2 separate regions of the Homo sapiens genome follow, and region 2 is linked to region 1. Evidence: chromatin loops called from intact Hi-C (ENCODE). Cell type or tissue: chondrocyte. All regions are shown on one strand. Links, peaks and the distances in the headings refer to the core of each region. The heading gives the core; the rest is flanking DNA. Region 1 has its middle 130 kb from the start of TMEM132E. Region 2 overlaps LOC105371742 (a long non-coding RNA gene).

Region 1 (10,154 bases), core at 3,847-6,346:
CCATGATCAATACAATAGATTCTGGTGTCTCAAATGTCAGGCGGGCCCAGTCTTGGCCCAGCCCCGCCCTGAAGTCCTGACGGAGTCTGGCCAACATTTCTGTACCCCAGAATCTGGGAGATCAGACAGTGAGTGATGGGGCCAGGGCAGGCTGGGGAGGACCTTGGCAGAGGGGAGAAGGAGAGGAACATTAGAGAGGGAAGGGATGGAGGTGGAGGAGGGCAGAGGGTTCTCTAGGAGCTGAAATATGGCTCCTTCTTTCCGGAATGTGCCTCTTAATCAACTTAATGGGCCTCTGGCGGAGCAGGGTCCTAGGAAGGTAGGAGAAATGGAGGTGGAAGCTGAGGCTGCTGTTGCTGGGGTGTGGGTAGGAGGTGGGCTGGGCTGGACTCAGCTGGCTGAGGGTGCTAGTGGAAGTCTGGGGGCTGTGTTGGTGGTTGGGACCTTCACCCTTTTCCCTCCTAAACATCTACCCGGCCAAAGACGTGGCCTCTCCTGGATTTGGCCAGGGAAAGAAGAATTCCTATGGGGAACTGGAACATCTGGCCCCTGACTTCTGATTTCTCCCAAATCTTTCTTAGGGAGGCAGTGGGAGCTTAGGCAGTGCTGGGGCTGAGCAGGAGGGAAAGGGGAGAAGCCCAGCCTCTGGGGCAGGTCAGGGATCATGTCCACAGTGGTGGCGCTCTGTGGTGGCTCTCTTTCAGATGCCATCAACTGATGGGGCTCTGGAAATCTGGCAGGCGGCAGCTTTGCTTCTCTGCCTGGAGTATCAGTGCCAGCTCCATGAGTGGGGAAGCCTTCTGCCTCAGGGGTGCAAAAGTTGAAAAGTGGCTGACCCAGTTCCCCCTACCCATTCTTCTTTCTCTGCCCTGGACTGACTCAGGAGCTCATGGGAAGGTAGCCTGGTGGAGTGGGTCTCCTGGGTCCGGATTCACTCTTCTAGCAGTTGACATCTTACAAGTTGCCTCATTCTAAGCCTCAATCTCCCCGTCTGTAAAATGGGGATCCTGACACCTTCACAGCAGTGAGGGAGAAATGTGATACAATGGGTGACAGGCCCAGTGCAAGGCAGATGTACATGGAAGTAGAATTGGACCCTGACCCTCAGTCCTCCAGAGATGGTGAGGGAGTCTCAGAGCAGTCAAGGCAGATGGGCAGGTGCCGGGGTGGGGGCAGGATGAAAAAGGGGTGGAAGCAAGGAGACTGAGCTTTTCTCAGGATCCCAAAGAAAGCTGGCTGAGGGGAGCTGAGGGGTGCAGTTGCTTCTGTGGCTGGGCAGTGTCTCTGCTCTCAGGGGCTACACAGGGATGGCTCCAAGGGCCTTACCCATGTATAGGAGCTCAGGAATGCCATGGAGAGGGTGATTTGCATATGTTTTACATATGTTTTGCATATGACAATCAGCCTCAAAGTCTGTTTTCAGGCAGCCTTGAAACAAGCAGAAATCTCACTCTGCCTGATCTGTTTGTCATGGCTTGAAGGGTGCCTGGGCCAGCCCTGTTGGAGTACAAAGGCCAAAGGGGTGGGGGAATTTTCCCCAAAGCCACACAGTGGATGAAGACTGGGATGAAAATAAAAATTGCGTCTCTGGTTCCTGGTCCTATAGGCATTTTCTATCACATAATAATAATAATAAACCATGATGATGACAACAACGGTGATAGTGATGATAAAAATAGTAATACTAGTCAGTACTTACCAGGCATTTACAATATGCTGAACACAGCTGTAACACAACTCATTCAATCCTCACACTAACCCTATGGGGTAGGTGTTACTATTATTCTCATTTGACTCAGGAGGCCACCCAAGAACAGAGAGGTTAGGTGACTTGCCCAAGGGCACAGAGCTGGACATGGCGCAGCCAGGATTCAGACCTGGGCAGTGTGGCCCTGAGGCCATGCTCTTTTCCACCACACCTTGCACTGCAAGTTCATAAAGGAGCAAATCAAGGGTCACTGCCTGCCACAGAGTCTGGCCCTAGCCCTCCACTCTCCAAGGCCCCTCTCCTCTACATCCTTCAGCACTGACCTCTGAGTGGGGGTGGGAGGGACAGGGTCCCTCTGTCTGGGGCTTCTGTCCAGAGATGATTAAAAGTTGATTGCCTTGAGAGCATTCTTTGTCTCCAGGGTGTCAAGCCCAGAACAGCCAAGGAGACAATTGCTGCAGGAGTTGCATCTGTTAATCTCGTATTTGTTAATTTATTTTATTTTCCATCCTCAGAATTAGGATGAGCCTCTTGAACTCAATATGCAAATATATGCAAAGTGAGATGAACAGGCATCTTTAAAACCTTGGCCCGTCTTTTCCCTCCGTGCATTAGAGAAATTGCAGCTCTCCCCAGCCAGTGGGTGGAGGGTGGGGCTGTGGGCAGATGTAGAGGAGGGGTCCTTTGTCACCTGCCATCCACCAGCTCTTCCGTCCCTCCCAGGGATCCTCTTGAGTGGATGGTGTTACTATCATCTCCATTTTACTTAGCAGGCCAGTGAAGCTCAGATGAGTGGAGTGACATGCTCAAGAGCACATGGGAAGGTGAAAGTGGAGCTCAGACACGGGTCCTTTTGACTCCAAATCCCACTTTCCTCACCCTGCCCTGCATACATGCCTTCTTCCTGCCCACAGCCTCACCACTGATTTCCCTTTCTGGCTCTTGTGTGATGGGGGAACTGCAGTGTAGGTGGCCTGGCAGGGGCTGAACTGAGCCTGTGGATGGATGCGCTTTTGAGTTATCTATCCCCACAGTGGTCTCCACCCATGCTCACCTTCTCAGCAGCCCCTTCCTGTGGGTTGGCCCCAGCCCTGTGGCCAGGTGATGGAGAGGAACCCTGAGTACACCTCTCTTGCTCCTCCTGTCCTCCCTACAGGGCCCAGTGGACCGAGTTATTGCTTGCCGGGTGTTTAGAGCTTTCTTGGATTAGAGGCCTTGGCCTAATTGCTAGAAAAGCCTCCCTTGGCTCCCCAGGAAGCAAAACCTGACAGATTTCCCAGCATCAGTCATGCTGCTGGAGAGGGAAATGGAGATAAAGAGAGAGAGGGGTTAGGAGCAGGACTTAGGTCTCTAGAAAAAAGGATTCCTCTTCCTTCTTCACCTCTCTCCCTCTCCTCCTGCCTGTCTTCTCCAACTCTTAGTCTACTGGAAACACCTGATTCAAAGCTAATATCCTGAAGAATGAGGAAAGAGCAGCAGAAAGGCCTTAGGAAGTGGAGTGGAGCAGGTTGGGTCAGGGTGAGATCTGAGAGCTGGGTGGGGATGGGGTGGGGATGAAAATGTGGGTGAGGATGGAGTAGGATGCCCTGGGAAGAGTGAGAAGAGACAGAGCATCAGAGAGTCTGAAGAGGAGCCTATGGGACAAAAGAGGAATATTATTGTTATTATTGAGACAGAGTCTCACTCTGTCACCCAGGCTGGAGTGCAGTGGAACAATCTCTGCTCACTGCAACCTCCACTGCCTGGGTTCAAGCCATCTTCCTACCTCAGCCTCCCGAGTAGCTGGAACTACAGGAACAGGCCACCATGCCTGGCAAATTTTTGTATTTTTGTAGGGGCAGGGTTTCTCCATGTTGCCCAGGCTGGTCTGGAACTCCTAGGCTCAAGCGATTCCCCTGCTTCAGCCTCCCAGAGTGCTGGGAGTACAGACATGGGCCACTGACCCTGGCCAGGAATACTATTTTTGAAAAAGGTTGTGAGGGGGAATGCTAAGGACATGTTTCTGTAATCTCTAGACCCATCCCAATAGGTTTTTGCAGGATCTGAACTCTGAGATTGGAATATCTTGAAGTCCACGCCCCTGTCTCCTTGTCAGGATGGCCCTCTCCTCTGTACTCAGAGACCAGAGGAGTCGGGAGGACAGAAGACAGGGAGGGGAGTCACACAGAAAGACCACAGCTGCAACCCTCGAATTTCTCACCTGTTTCCTGAAAGCAGAGTGTGTTCAAGGCTGCAGCCTGTTGCTTGGGGAAATATGCTGAGGCGGAAAGCTGGGCTGCAGCCCGGTGTTGGGGGAGAGGTACCACCATCTGTTCCATAGAGAAACAGATACCACTGGCACAGCCAAGTCAAACAGCCTAGATGGAAACAGGTTCCCCTAGAACCTGAGCAGCATTAGCCAGCTTGCCGGCAGGCTTGTCAATGAGCAGTCAGGGGCTCCTAAGCAGGGGAACCACAAACAGCCCTCCTCAGGGCAAGTGGGTACCACCAGGCTACCCCATGACACTTTTCTTTCAGTCTCCTTCCCTTCACCAAATTATTCTCCATCATTAGGTTTTATTGGGAAAGAGTGGGAGGGAATTTGACAAATAAATAAACATTTTAAAGACAAACAAATAAGGGAGCAGGCCACTCTTTTCCTCTTTGATTTTTTAAAGGAAAAATTAATTTTCCTTTGCCTAAGTACCTGTCACCTTAAATTAATCTCTCTAAGAGCAAAAATGACAGAGAAGTTGGGTCATTAGGCAAATTTTAATTAGAGGCTCAGATGTCCTTTACTAATAAGATGTTACATATATTTCATTCTGTTCTTGCCTCCCTACTGCCAGGACATCTTTGCAATGCAACCGGAAGCCCTTGGGGAACCAAGCAGATGGGGGCTTAGAGAGATGGGGTTGGAATGAGGAAGGGAATGGTGGATGTTTTTTTCTTCTCATGCAGGTGCTGGGGCAGGGCAAGGGGAGAGAAAGAGTTGGGAGAGATGTTTCTGTTTTCTCCAGGAAGGAGGTCCACCCTAAGGCCGGAGCCAGCTTCCTCTCTCTGGTCTTGGCATCATTGCTGCATCAGGGGTGAGCGCCCAGATCACCCAAGACCAATGTGTGAGTATGTGAGTGTGTATATGAATGTAAGTGTGTGAGCACTCGTGCACAGATATAGCAGTATAGCGGAGATAATGGCAGTTAAGAAGTTCTGATGCCAGACTGCTCAAAATTCACATTTGGGCTCTAATTATGTGTCCTTGGACTAGTGACTTAACTTCTCTGTGCCTCGGTTTCCTCACCCGAAAAAATAGGGATAATACATACTTAACCTCCTACAGGTGTTAGAAGGGTTCAACCTGATAAATGCAGCCCTATATAATGGGCTGGTGACAGTGAGCCCTCTGCTAGATGCGTGTGTGCTCACTTGCCAGTGAGAGTGTGTGTGGGTATGCGTGTGTGCACTGTGGGCATGCTTCGGTGGAAAGAACACTAGCTTTGGAGTCAGAAAACATGGATTTGAGCCACACCTCTGCCACTTCCAGCCTGGGTGACATTGATAGGCCACCTTACACCTCTGGGCCTTTTTAGATCTGCCATCCGCCAGTGGGCTGGGGGATGAGACCCAGGCTTCTGAAGGTCCTCTCTGGGTGGGACTAAGACTCAGATGGGACATGCAGCCCCTCCTGCAAGCACTGGACACAGGTGAGGAGGCCCGCCTGTGCACACCCACCTACTTACCTGGGAAAAAAAACATGCATGTCAGGCTTGCAGCTTATGATGTGCCTCCAAGCAGGCAGGTGCATGCACCTGTGTGTGTGAATGCGGTCAGGGAGAGGATCTGAAAGAGGCTTCCTCCCTGTCCCACAGGGCCCTCCTCTATGCTCCTCTCAATCAAATCCTTCTCTGGCCTGCAAGTGGACATTATTTACCCCAGGCCCCTGCAGGCCACTCTTGTAGACCACAGAGCTCAGTGTCCCCTCCAAGGGCCTGGCGGTCAGAGAAAGTGACAGATATAAGATTTAACATGTTGTCCTCTGTTTCTTCTCCCATCGAATGATGCTCAGGGTAAAGATCAGGACATGATCCAGCAGGAGCTTCTCTTACCCTGTCATGGGAACCCAGGCTTGGGGAACCCCTGGGCCTCTCCTAAAAACATGATTTCCCTGGTTTCTGGCTTTTAATTTCCTTTAGAGGCTGGAGAACACATTTACTGTGAGTCTCATCTTGGATATTTTTGCCTCCCTGACAATGTTTGGAGAAGCAGGTGGAGAGGAGAAAGATGGAAAGGGTCTGTGAATGAGTACAAGAGGGAGAATCATGCATGAAAAGTGCCTACTCTGTTCTAGGCACTGTGCACAGTGCTTTAAATGCCCTGACCCATTTCATCCTTTAACGACGCATAGATACTATCATTAACACTTTTACAGGCAGGAACATTGAGGTTAGGTAATTTACCTAAGGCCACATAGCTAGCAAGCTGACACTTAAGTCAGCTGTGTCTGAGGTTTAATTCTGTCTTCTGCAGGTAATTGTGTGGGCTGCTGACAGGGCCCTGGAGAGTGTCAGAAAGCTCACAGCTTCTGCAGGAGAGAGGAGCTTCCCCTCTCTGGGCCTCCATCTCCTCCAGTGCAGTGAATCAAATGAGCACCAGCAACATCTCCGGAGATGGGGTTTGGAGGGCTCCCTAGAGAACAGAAATAGTGCAGGGGTTTTGAGGGACTGTTGTGCCAGCCAGGGCCAAGTCAAAGCTGTCACTCACACTGACTCATTAGCCCTAAGTTCGTCTTTGGGGCATGAGGTACAAGCTGAGGGCAGAGCCATAGCCAGGACCATTACTCACCACGGCAACACCTCTGCTGCCTGTTGCCACACACTGGTGCTGGACTCAGCTTCCGTGGAAAGGAATGGAAATTGCACTCATTTTCCAGGAACAAAGAGGCCAGCTTGCCGACCTTGCCTGTCTCCTCCTACTCTCGCTCTGTTCCCTGCCTCTGCTTGGTTGCATGAGAACTTTGCTAACTTTCAGAGACCTGGAGGGGACCCAAGAACTCTTGTTATTAACCCCTCCTTCCTCACCCACTCTGGAGGGGAGTTGGGCATATAGATGGGGCAGGAAAAGAGAGTGCTGAGGAGCACAGGCTGTGGGGGAAAACAAAAGAGCTGGGGAAGGTCAAGAAGGAGCTGCAGATAGACTGCTGCTGAGAGGAATCAGAGTGGGGGAAAAAATTCACTCCTTTGACCATCTGTTACATATGATGCACTTCCACACATGTTATCTCATTAAATCCTCACAATAGCCTATCCTCACCCCCATTTTAAACACTGAGGAAACAGGTCCAGAGAGGTTAAGTGACTTTGCCAAGAACACAGAGCATTTCAGGTGGCAGGGTCAATATTTGGACACCAGTCGTGTCTGATTTCAGAGCCCTTTCTACTTTACGACGGTGCCACTTTCCTGACCAGGGTGGGGAGTTCTGAGTTTCAGAGACGAACATCAATGCTAAATTGCTTTGTGAATCCCTCTGAGCCTATATTTACCCATCTGTAAAATAAGAAGATGAAACGAGATGATTTCTAAAGTCCCTTTTAGTACTGGCTTTCCATGCTTAAGACGTGAGTGTTCAACCCCATTAAAAAGTGGGCAAAGGACATGAACAGACTTCTCAAAAGAAGACATTCATGCGGCCAACAAACATATGAAAAAAAGCTCAATATCACTGATCATCAGAGAAATGCAAATCAAAACCACTATGAGATACCATCTCATACCAGTCAGAATGGCTATTATTAAAAAGTCAAGAAACAACAGATACTGGTGAGGTTGCCAAGCAAAAGGAATGCTTTTACACTGTTAGTGGGAGTGTCAATTAGTTCAACCATTGTGGAAGACAGTGTGGTGATTTCTCAAAGATCTATAAGCAGAAATCTAACTAGACCCAGCAATCCCATTACTGGATATATACCCAAAGGAATATAAATCATTCTATTATAAAGATACATGCACACACATATTCATTGTAGCACTATTCACAATAGCAAAGACATGGAATCAACCCAAGTGTCCATCAATGATAGACTGGATAAAGAAAATGTGGTACACACACACCATGGAATACTATGCAGTTATAAAAAGGAATGAGATTATTATGTCCTTTGCAGGGACATGGATGGAGCTGGAAGCCATTATCCTCAGCAAACTAACACTGGAACAGAAAACCAAACACCGCATGTTCTCATAAGTGGGAGCTGAACAATGAGAACACATGGACACATGGGGGAATACAACACACAGTGGGGCCTGTCAGAGGGTCAAGGGGAGGAAGATCATCAGGAAGAATAGCTAATGGATGCTGGGCTTAATACCTAGGTGATGGGATGATCTGTGCAGCAAACCATGGCACACATTTACCTATGTAACAAACCCGCACATCTTGCACATGTACTTCAGAACTTTAAAGTTGAAGAAAAAAAAGAGTTGAGAGTTTGGAGACCTTCCCAAACCCAAAGTTGAGAAGCCTGAATGGCTTGGAAAGACATCAAGGCATTCAGCCTGATCTTTGTTATCAGTGAACTAGGGAGGAGACTTTCTGCCTTTCAAGGCTGTGCCATTGCCACCTTCAGGCACCTTGCATACTTTGGCTATTGGTTCTGGCTCTGCAGAGAAGTGACTGCCTTCATGAGGGGAGTAAAGGGACAGTCCAGCCTCAGGATTCCAGCAAGCAAGGAAATCTGAATAATTGTGTTTCTGGGGCACAATAACTTCTGTTTCCTTGCCCCCTCCCTTCAAGCCACAGACTCCAATTAGCAGCTTAGCACCAAAGTTCCCAGACATTTTCCTTCTTTTGGAGACACTGAATAATGGAGAGGTTTCTGAAGCTGAGATGAGGAGGGTGGGAGGTAGGATGTGAACTTGTAAAAATGTAGTGAGAGAGATTTCAGATTCCTAGATGCTGCACTTTCTTCACGCTTTAAGGAAGGTGTCTGGTTCCTGAAAAGACTCCTGGCCTCAGTATAATTTTTTTATAATTGCCCCATTTTTCTGAGCTATCATCCCAAGTATTGTGGAGTGAGAGGAAGAGACAGGGCTCTGCCTGCTGGAAGAGACCCCATTCTCATCTTATGGGAAGTGTGAACCTGATGAGGGAAGTGTGGCTCCCAGTAAGAAGGAGCACCAACCTGGCAAGATATTGTGGCTATCTCCCTTATGGAATTCTTGGGCTGGTGGGGCAGATATTATTCTGGTTTCTGTTGGTGGGGTGCTGGTCCAGATGAGTTAGGGGAGCTGAATATAAAGTTCGATGCAGAAAGATGACTAAAAAAGAGTATTCAACTGGATCCTACAGGGAAGAGGGTGGTCCCTAAACTCAGGTGGCCTTTGTCTTGGAGAGAGGTGAGTCAAGCCCCTCACGCTCCAGGAGCACAGTAATAAAGGAGATCATAGTTGGGAAAAGTGTGGTGTGTATGTGTGTGTGTGTGTGTGTGTCTGTATGTGTCTGTGTGTGTGTGTGTTTCTGTGTGTGTGTGTGATTCCATGCCTAAGAAAGGAGCTCTTATTCTAAATTTGTTCAACAGAGAATGTAACAAGGAAATCTTGAGACAGATTCTCTTGTTCTGTTCTTTGTCTTTTGGGACAGAAACACTCAAATTGGGAACAAATATGTAAATATTATGTCTCACTCTAAAGAGTTGAAGTTGCTTTTGCACTTTCTTGAGTTATGAGAAAATGAGTGAACCCACCTGGTCACTGCATGACTCCAGAATAATTCTTTCCCCTTCTCTGGGCCCCAGTTTTCTATCTTCAAAATAAATGATTGGATTTAGAAAACCTCTCAGGTCTTTTCCAGTTTCTGACATTCTAGTTTTTGTTTTTCTGCCATTCTGCTCAACCACTTTCCCCTTCTCCCGGCTGTCAGGAGCTGTCCACGGTTCTGAAGAGCTTGGGCCCAGAGAGAATCAACCATATTAGATCTGGCCGAATTACAGTTGCACTTTTTTCCCCCCATTTGTCAGTTGTCATGGTTTTTAAAATTTTAACTTTATTTATTTTTAAATTGACAAGTAAAAGTTGCATATATTTATGGTAAACCACATGATGTTTTGAAATTTCGTGCATGCATGTGGTAAGTCTATAATCAGAGCTGTGGGTGACATAGCCAAAATCTAAGATGGAAATTCTGCCTCCAAGCAGCTTGTGCAAGTCGGAATATACATATAGTAGGATCATGACTAAAGGAGATTAGAGGACATTTAGTCCAGTCCTATCACTTTATTGTGATATTTACTCCCTGGTTGCACTGATCAGGACTGCCATTGATGCCTGTTTTCCCAAAATTTCCTGTGTCTATGGCAGAGGGGTCATGAAGAGGAATTGTGGGGAACTGGAGAAGACAGGGAGCAAGTTATTTAGTCATATGCTCCTCCTTCTTCTTTATGGGATGAGTGTGAGTGTGATTCCATGGGGCTGG
Region 2 (10,154 bases), core at 4,048-6,547, 87 kb before region 1:
GAAAACCTATCATGTAAATCTATGTACCCAGAGAAGGGCAATAGGACACTCTCACCATTAGAATGATAAGCAATGCACTAGTGAGGGAGGCTCCAGCCTCAATGAGTGGCTTGGTGGTGGCTGTCCTCTGTAGGCTGGAGCAGACAGGAGATGAAGCCATGGGGTTGAGTTCTCTGTGTCAATGGAGAAGAGAAGAACCTGGACTAGTAGAGGTCTGGTGTTGGCATTAACAATCAGAGGCAAAGTGGACATAATTACTGTAGTAGGAAGCAAGGCCAGAGTGGCCACCAGTGTGCCTTAACATACAAGGAGCTCTGGTCCTGAAAAACACACCATGGTGTTCCCAGGGTCTAGATAATAGGTGGCCAACGAGGGTATTCCATGACTTGCATAACCACAAGAAAATTAAAACAAAACAAACTGATTATCTAATGGCTGATATCAGCCACTGCAATAGAAAATCATGATTCCTCGTCCTCTGTCCAGATCTGAGCTAGTTCTCAGACCCAGAGCCCATCCACTGATGGAAAACCAGGTCCTCTTGAGGAAGAACCTGAAATGTTACCAAAGTGTATACAATAAATATTCCCTTTCTTATTCAACAAAGGGACCCTTGGCCATTTGCCAAAGACAGGGGATCACCCAGACCTTTTGAGCACTGTTGAATACAAGGTCTGACTATCACTGATGCTAGGGGACCTGGCCTGTGATGCCATCAAAGTTCCCCAGTGAAATTGGGAGTTTGTGAAGGCAATGTGGTAGAGTTCTACCCTACATTCACTTTCCAGTACCTCTAATAGTCCCTGGACTATTCTTCCCTAACCCTTGTATGCATTATTGAGATGGATATATTTAGATGTTGGCAGACCCTCACATTGGTGCTCTCACCTGTGGAGTAAGAGTTTTTATGGTAAGAAGAGCTAAATGGAATCTCTTGAAACTGCTCCCCTCTCCAGCCAAAATAGAAAGTCAAAAGCTATCCAGGTGAAATTGCAGAGATTAGAGCCACCCTGAAAGATGTAAAAGATGCAGGGTGGTTGTCTCCATCATATCTCTACTCAATTCGCTTTTTTGGCCTTTACCCTCATCCGATTTGATTTGTTGTTCCTGTTTGCAGTGCCTCTGCTAGTATGACTATCTGAGATCTCAAAACGTGACTGATTTATCTGCATCGGATCCCACAAAAACATAATCTCAGACCAAGAGATTTATTTCATGGTGCAGGAGGTCAACATAGTCATGAGACATGTAATTCACTGGTCCTATTATACACCAGACCACTTAGAAGCAGGTGGCCTGATAGAATACTGGAATAGCCTATTAAAGGCTTGGAGAAGACACCAGTTTGTGGAAAATACCTTGCAGGGTTGTGGTACTGACCTCCAGGATGTGGTATGCATTGAACCAATGGTTCATGCATGGTGCTGTGTCCCCCGAGAGCTAGAATATACATCTGGGAAACAAGGGTTGGAAGCAAGTTGGGTCCATCTATCATCACTTCCAATAACCTTCAAGAAGAAGATGTGCTTTCTGTCTCCCCAACTCTAGGCTCTGGTGGAGGCCAGGTTCCGGTTCTACAGGGAGACACAGTAGAGTTCTACTGTGACTGACCCTGAGTGATCCCTGGTCACTTTGAATCCTTCATGTCAGTGGACTAGCAAAAAGAAGGTCGGAGTAATTGACCACGATTTTCACAAAGAGCTGGGGTTGCTGCTACCTAACCAGGATGGGGAAGACTCTGTCTGGAACTCAGGGGGTTCACTGGCGCATCTCTTAATGTTTCCATACCTGATGATAATAGTGAATAGGTAATTGCAGCAAAAACAGCCTAATGGGACTGAGGCAACCAGGGGCTCACCCCCCTTACCTGTCTCATGGATGTTGGTCTGGGTACCTCACTGAGCAAGTGACCCAGGCTGGCAGAATCAGGTAGGCTGAGGGTAAAGGAAATATAGAGTAAGTGGTAAAGGGCATGGGGGATGGATATCTCTCAGGACCTGCTGTAGCTGTTGGAACTGTACCCTGACACATTAACCTTCCTGTCTGAAGAACGTTTTAGAAAATAGAGATTAAGGCCTGCCTTTTCTTGAAAATTCAGCAACAAGGTGAACTTATTTTGGGTCACAGGCAGATCTGAGCTCTACAAGGGGTGGACTGTAGCAGACACTTTGTGTGCCCCACACCACATTCCCTTCATTGATCTGATTTCAGTGCAACTGTGGTAGACAATTCTGGGCATGCTGCCAGCATCTTATCCCAAGCATGCAAAGTGGTATCTCTCTGCTTTTCAGACTCAGGGCTTTCTCAGAAGTCTGAGAAGGCTGCTCAGCCTGTACAAGCATAATGAAAGTGCAGGGAAATGAATACCACTGGGGCTAACCCTCAAACAATGGGGACAGGAGTCAGAGGATAATGTCCTATCCTCCTTCCTTAAGGGATAATTCTGTGGCATATTCAATGTGGTTATGCAGAGGGTCTGGAGTTTTCTACAGAAGTAACTCACTTAATCTATCTTTACTGATTTCTCTTTTTCCCTGTCTCACTCCCCATTTGACTCCCTCCCTCTGGTTTCTTGGGATTATCTCCCAAGTAAATTATCTGCCCCGAAGCCCTTGTTTCAGGCTCCTTTTTAAAGGGGAACCCAAACTAAGATACTTGTTTTCTTCTTTGAGCTTATATAATTCCTATTCAGATCTTCTTCTATGCCTCTTCCTCCCGAATTCTTCCCTGACCACTGGGCCTGGGAGAGAGACCCCTCTTTATTATGACTGTGCTCCCAGTGCCTAGTAGGGTGACAGGTGAATAAAATTCTCTCTGAAAATATTTGTTGAACAAATAGCTTTCCCAGTGGACTCTTCCCAGCAAGAGAGGAGTCACGGATGACAATTGTAAGTGTTGCCACCCTCCGACATGATGCCGCAATACCCGAATACGCCAATGCCAGCTCCCTGTGTGGGGACAGAAGTCCATTATCTGGTCTTATCAGACTCTAATACACCTCAGCGAGGGGCCTTGGTAACTAGGCTGGATAAGTGCTGCACAGACACCATCTCCCTCCCTCGTCTTCCTCTGCTCCCCCTCCCCGCCACATTAAGTGAGTAAGTAATGAGAATGGCTAGAAATTGAATTTTATGAAAAAGTAATCTGCGGCTTAGAGAACAAGCAGGAGGAAGGGGGAGAGATTTGATGAGATGGGGGAGATGATTTCAGGGCCATCAGGGAGAATGAAGGAACATGGGAGCCGACAGGAGAGTCAGGTAGGAGAGTCATTCAATTAGGGAAGCTGAGACGGTGGGGGGACTTGGTCCCCTTCTTCTGCTCTGTCCTTTTTTACCTCTATCCTTTTCATCTCATCTATGGGTATTTTGTCTTCATGCTCATGGGGTGGAGAGGAGGGAGACCAAGACAGAGATGGCAGCAGCAGGGAGCAGAAGACGTTCTGACCACGGAATACATTACTCTGCCTGCAGTTCAGAGAACACTGATGACTGGAATGAACAAGGAAGGAAGGCATGGGGCTGGAGGAGGTGCAGGGATAGATGAAGACACAGAGTGCTAGCATGGCCGCCACCTACCCCATCCCTCTCCACTAGTCCTGGGCCAGCCACAATGGGTGAGCCCTGCTGTTGGGCAAGTTGTGGTCAAAGTAGAGAGCAAGCGAGGCTAAATACTTGTTACAGGGAGGAGAGCATGTTTGTTGTGCATCCTATGATGTGTGAAGCCCTCCCTGAGTGTGTGTATGAATGATCTTGTTATATACTGACAGCAACTTTGCAAGCATTCCCATTTGCAGGATGAGTAAAGTGAAGCCCATAGAGATTAGAAGAATTCCCAGGGACTCTCAGCTGGTGAGATAATCAGTCCACTCATAGAAGGCTGAGAGCTGCCTAGGATGTACCATGGGAATTGTGCCAAAGCCTGTACTGACCAATGTCCATGCTTGTGATCAGAAGATGGTCAATTCAGGGATTGATTGTGGGCAAGGCAGACCTGTGCCCTGGTGTATTCTTTTCTCACAGTCAGCCAGTCTTCATCACAAACCTCATCTTCCTCCCCAACAGTCCTCCTACCATTGTGTTTTCTCACAAACACTGTGTTCCCCCTCCTTGGACTACAAGCCTTCTGCTCACCCTCCACCCACCCCACTGCCATTTGCAAACAGCTAAGTGGAACTCAGCTTGAGCTTGATGCTTGGTGATGATGAGTTTCCCAGCAGGGGAAGGGTTTGCTTTGCAGAAACAAAAGACCAAAGCAGTAACATTAAATCTTCCTTCTTGTCCACACTCAGAGCTGCTGAGGAGGCCCAGACAGACTCTCTGGGAAAGCAGCAATGGGGTAGAGCCAGAGCAAACAGAAACCCCAGGGGGTTAAATGCCATCAATAGCAATGCCCAAGCAGGGCTGATGGGATAATGGAAGGGGGTATGTGTGTGGCCATTAACAGGCAGATAAACTAACAGAACCACAGGGGGAAGAAGCCACAGTGAGACTGGGCTTGACTGGAAAACTGAGGAGCTGGATTCTATCCCTGGGTCCATCACCTAATCATAGAATGATTTGATGCTTCAGAATAAAGTCGAATAAAGACTTCCTTTATTGGGGTGGGGGGGTGGGATTAGATTATTTTTAACTCCAGCTAAACTGGAATTTAACTAGCCAATGAAACTCTAAGTTATTCCATGAAAGGGACTATATTTTAGCATAGTTCCTGCATTCAGAAGGGGCTCACTAATTTATTCATCCAACAACTGTGTAACCAGGTCTGATGTTAGGTCCCGGATATAAAATGGTAAATGGAACTGGTCTGAACCCTGCCCCTGGAGTTCCTATTCTAATGCAGAAGGAGACATTAGTAATCACACAAATATCTATATATCATGACAGCCACAATCTGTGCTATGAAGGAATGAGATAGCATCTATGGAGATTTAATTTGAACTGCAGTTTTGATGCAGCCCTCCCTGAGGAAGTGAGGCTGAGGCTGAGATATTCAGAACGAGCAGGAACCCTGTGAAAAGTGGGATAAAACTTCCAGGGGGTGGTATCAGAAGCGCCTGAGATGGGGAAGGGCTTGGCAAGAGTGAGGAATGGACACAAAGCCCACGTGGTGCACAAGGAAAGGCGAGGAGGCTGGGGAGGTAGGTGGGACAGAAGCGGCTGGGCCCGGATAGAGCAGTGAGGATCCTGGGCGATGGGTGGAGCTGTCCTAGGTGCTGATCAGGAGAGCCCACTAAGCCACCAGCCAGACCTTGGGAACTGTGCGAGGGAATCTCAGCCTGGCTGTGGCTTCGAATTAAGTGGGTAATGGGTCCCTCTCCCTCAACCCCACAAACACCACTCTCCCCTTGGCCTTTGTGCAACGTGATACTTCAGTGTCCCTGACAATTGTCATTATTCTGAATATTTTATAAACTCTCTTCATCATCTTCTGAGGGAGCAAGGGGCAGGAAAGATATTCCCTGCCCTAGGAAGTCAGAAAACTGAAGAACCTTGTGATTTTCTCATAAAGAAGGTAAGGCTCAAAACTCTCTAGTCAACCATCTTCTTCATCTTTTCACTCATTCATTTGAAGAATCCAGAATTGTAGGACACAGGGAGCCTCCTGACCAGGTTATGAGATAGGAACCTAAAGGCCCACAGGAAGGTAGCAGAAATGAGTGAAGTGGGTCAGGCGTAAGAAAACTGAGGGATACACAACAGGGAAAGGTGAGGTCTGGGGCACACTGGAGGGGCAACAGTTATGCAGCAACACATGACTGTTGCCATGGAGAGATGTGGGCCCAGTGCTGTCACGGCTTCTGATTTTTAAAGAGACACTGAACATTTGGATTTTTAGGTAAAATTTCCTGATGTATGTGTATCTTAAAACAATCGAATAATTAAAAAAAAACCCTCCTTATGGCTCACAGACTGTAATCCCAGCATTTTGGGAGGCCAAGGTAGGAAGATTGCTTGAACTCAGGGGTTCAAGACTAGCCTGGGGAACATGGTGAAACCCCATCTCTACAGAAAATACAAAAACTATCTGAGTGTTGTGGTGCATGGCTGTAGTCCCAGAAACTTGGGAGGCTGAGTTGGGAGGATCACTTGAGCTGGGGAGATTGAAGTGGCAGTGAGCCATGATCATACCACTGCACTCCAGTTTGAGCAAGACTCTGTCTCAAACAACAACAACAACACCCCAAACCCTCCTCTTGTGAGCCATACAAAGTGCATCTGTGGGGTCAATGGGCCCCTGATTTGCAACCTCTGTGGTCTATTGTCCTTATACTTTAGAGGGGTAACTGGGGTCTATAGAGAGGGTGAAACTTGCCCAAGGTGTCAGGGAACATACATTATTATGAAGTAAAATGTACATTCTCTAACTTATAGTTTCTATGATGTGTGAGGCCCAGTGGACACAAAAATGTTTTCAAAAGTTCCCAGCCCTGTGCAAGCACATGGTCTAATGGGCAAGCAGTCCCATCCTTTCCAGGACACAGTGCGATGGTTGTTAGAGATTGTACAAGGGACCTCTAAGGAAGCACAAGTGGCACCCCAGAAATTTCTGGCACTAAAATGCCAGTGGGGCGGAGCCATTCAAAGAATTTGATGGTTCCTTCTGGCCCCAGCAGGCAAAAGGCTTTCTGGTGCTCAGGGGCCCAGCCTCAGAGGGTAGTCCCTGTGCGGGTCCTGAGGCTGGAGACTACCACTTGCCGCTGAAGCCTGGGTTGCAGGAGGTTCAGGCAGGGGATCCGCACTGTGCCCAGTGGAGGGATGGCTGTACCAGCAATTTACAGCCTGCTCTCTGCTACCTAATTGCACCATCAGTGCTTGGTGTCGCAGGGCCAGTGTGAGGATAGATGGGCCGCTGTTATGGACCTAATGGCTGCAGTAAAGTGTGGTGTTTACAGTGTTAAATAGCCTGGCCCACCCCTGCGTGGGGGCCACCTTCCAGCTCCATGTTGGGGCCAGGAGCTCAGTGCATCTGGGGTAGGTTTTTGAGTGGCTTGAGAAGGGGCTCCCCATGAGCCCACTCTGTTCCTTACATCTCCTCCCCGGTCTAGGCAGTGGGGCTCCATGTTGGAAATACAGGCCTCCCTGATGTTGTATTGTTTTCTCCTCCTCTCTCTGGGTCTCTGAGCCAACTTTGAGAACAACCTCTCAAAGGGTAGGGGCTGTGCCTTTACTGAAGGACAAGGGGTCCCCTGAGACAAAAGCAATGTCTCCCCTACAAGACTGGGCAGTTCCCACTGGGCAGGGCTTTATATCTGTCATCCAGTTGGGTGTATTCCCAGAATAAAGTTATATCCCCCTCTTTGGACTTGGCTCTCTGAAGATGGGGCATACCCCTGCTCCAGCAGACTGTGTAATATGTGCTCTGTCTCCCTACCAGGGTCTCTGGACTGAGGACTCCATTCTTTGATTCTTTACCTTGTTAAGCCTCAGCTTCCTAACCTGTAAAATAATCTCTCAACATCCTTCTGCAGGTTTTCTTTCTCTTTTTGTTTTCGGTAAGGATTCAACCTTGTTCCTCAAAACATGGTCTGCAGATAGGCAGCCTCAATGTCATCTGAGAGCTTGTGAGAAATGCAGAATGTCAGGCCCCAACTAAGACCCACCAAATCAGGATCTGGTTTTAACAAAATCCCAGTGACTCTTATGCACTCTAAAGTTTGAGAGATGCCAATTCACAAAGCGCCCAAGAGAATGCTTAATGTAAGTGGGCCTCAGTATGTTTTGTTTCTCCTCCATCCTTATTTTTTTGTTTCCAGTGTCACTATAGAGGCAGTGCAGCTGCAATGAGTGGGTGGAGATGGAAAAACAATTCCAGGGAATGGTGTGAATTAGGTGCTCAATAAATGTTTGGGCAATGCATGAAGAGGTCATTGCATCTGAGCTCTTGAAGTCATCCACCCTGTTCACTAGACCTTGGCCTCTCTGTTTCTCTCCAGATTTTATTCCCCTTCTTCCAGCTTGAGGGAAGAAGGATTACAATCTAAGGATCAGCAAAGCTCCCATGCTACTATGCACAACAATGTGTGCTGAGGCCACATCACTTGGGGATCGAGCAGAGGAAGGGTAGTGGCCAGACACCATGCTGCCCTCAGAGAAGGGACTCCAAATCCCTGGACACAGTCTTAATCCACTGTGGGGAGAATCCTGGGCCAGGTACCCATCCCCATCCCTAGGGGGACTTGTTATGCAGCCCAAGGTAAGGGAGTCTCCCTCTCTGTGGAAAGGAAGACTAGTCCCTATAACATATGTAGGCTTAGAGGGGACCTAGAGATCCAGAGAGTTGGAGCAGATGTAAGCATGCCTCCTGACCTCACACTCAGTTCAAGACTCCCCTCCGCAAGGTCTCTAATGAGGGAGCAACAGTCCTCTCTCTTGCATTCCCAGTGCTGGGAATTTCCCCCTCACAGGCCAGCCTTTCCATGTGTGGACACCTCTCATGGTTAGCAGCGATCCTGATTACAGCCTCCCTATATTTCAAATAAATTAGACTCAACAAACAAAATCAATGCCTACTCTGTGCAGGGCAAGAGGCTAGGCTCTGGGAAGATAAGACATGATCCCTGCTTCAGGGAGTATTTGGGGAGGATAGGGACCTGTGCAGACTCCTGTAACATTAGGCAGAACATGATGATCAGTTTGATAGAGAGCTCAGCAGTCTGGGATCACAGAGGGAAGAGATCATAATTGTTGCGGGTGTGGAGGAAATCGGGGAAGCTGCATGGAGGAGGGAGTGTTTGAATTGGGCCTTGAAGACCGGGTAGAATTTCAGTGGATGTGTTGACTATTCTTCTTGGATGTCTCTCAAATCTACCCCTTCTCTTTATGCTCACAGACCCTGCCTTGTTTCCAGTGGCCTCTTAACACTTGCTTATCACTCTGTCTCTCTCATACCCCCACTCCCTGCCCCTATCCATCCTTTGCTCAGCTGCAAGCATTTGCTCACAGCTGTCAGTGGCCCTGCTGCATACTCCTTGGCACTCAGACCCTGAGGTTCCACATCTCAGCATTATTCCCCCAGTCTACACTCTCCTCCAAGCTCCCCATGCGTGTGTGTTCTTTATGACTATGAGCCATTGCACATGCTATTCCCTTTGCTTGAAACACCCTTCCTCCAGCCTTCTTATGCACCTGCTAATCTTCTATACGTATACTTCAGGACCCAACCTGTGCTGCAGGTGCCGTTTGCAGCCCTCCCTCTACCATAGCAGCCACTACACTATATTTTAGTTACTTTTTGGTGAGACTGTCTTCTCTTGTTGCATCAGGCAGAGGCTTATTAATCTCGTCTTATTCAGCGTTTTATTAGTAGTGCTAACATAGCTACTTAGTGCATGTTGAAGGAACAGATGTCCAAGATACTAAGCAGCATTCCAGGCAGAGAACACAGACTGGGCAAAGGCATGGAGGATGGATGGGATGCTGAGCTGCTCACTATGGCTGGAATGGAAGGTCAGGAATGAGGTAGGAACAGCTGGGAATCAGGGAACAAGCATGTAGGAACAGGCAGGAGCTATTAGGTCCTTCTGGGTCCTAATCCTACTTTTTGGGGGAGGGACTGTCAAGCCCTGGGTCCTAGGTTTGGATGGATGGAGAAGCTGGGCACCTGTCCAGGATTTCCCAGCCTCCTTGGCTTTGCCTTCCTCATTGAGATTCCTCCCCAGAGGCGAGGGGGAGGGGAGATGACTTAGGGACGGCAGCTCTCAGATGTGTCCTCATCCAGCACAGGGAGCCCGCCGGCCGCCCGTATATCAGGGCCAGTGTTGTCTTGTTGCTCGCTGGGAAGGGAAGTGGGGGAGATAATTGTGTCTCCTTGGGAAGAAATATGGGTGCAGGCAGAAGCATCTTTCTTTCAGCTTTGGGAGAAGAGATGTCTACTCAGCATCTTCCTCCGGAGTAGGGTGGGGTAGGGGAGAATGTTTAACCCTTTCCCCTTAAACACTGTCTGTAAAATCAATTCCCAGAGGTTAATAATGCATAATTATGCAAAAGGAATTTGGAATAATTCAAAGAGGTTGGCTGGGGAAAAGTTCTTGGGGCTAGGAAGGCACAGAGGAGGTGGGAGAACCATAGGAGTTCAAGGGGCCTGTAGGCAAGTTGGAACAAGTATCAGTTTAGAAAGTGGCTGTGGTGGCCGGATGCGGTGGCTCACGCCTGTAA

What was found. Hi-C counts contacts between places; a loop is a spot of excess contacts. Peaks named below come from ENCODE experiments on the same cell type or tissue, not always from the same donor. Only the 100,000 strongest peaks of a DNase experiment are listed, where the experiment ranks them.
Region 2: it touches region 1 in a loop (2.7-fold over the local background); 3 of 110 quality-filtered maps call a loop at or near these places.

The regions. Positions count from the first base shown.
Region 1 is chr17:34,705,681-34,715,834 of GRCh38, reverse strand. No RefSeq gene overlaps it. Among named protein-coding and RNA genes, the nearest start is that of TMEM132E, 130 kb to the right of the region's middle. RefSeq lists a silencer at 9,518-9,718. In chondrocyte, for the core only: no CTCF peak of the experiment used is centred there; a DNase peak (open chromatin) is centred at 5,394.
Region 2 is chr17:34,792,939-34,803,092 of GRCh38, reverse strand. The region is part of intron 3 of LOC105371742 (a long non-coding RNA gene); the gene reads left to right. Among named protein-coding and RNA genes, the nearest start is that of CCT6B, 160 kb to the left of the region's middle. RefSeq lists an enhancer at 3,887-4,586 and a silencer at 5,096-5,296. In chondrocyte, for the core only: no CTCF peak of the experiment used is centred there; no DNase peak of the experiment used is centred there.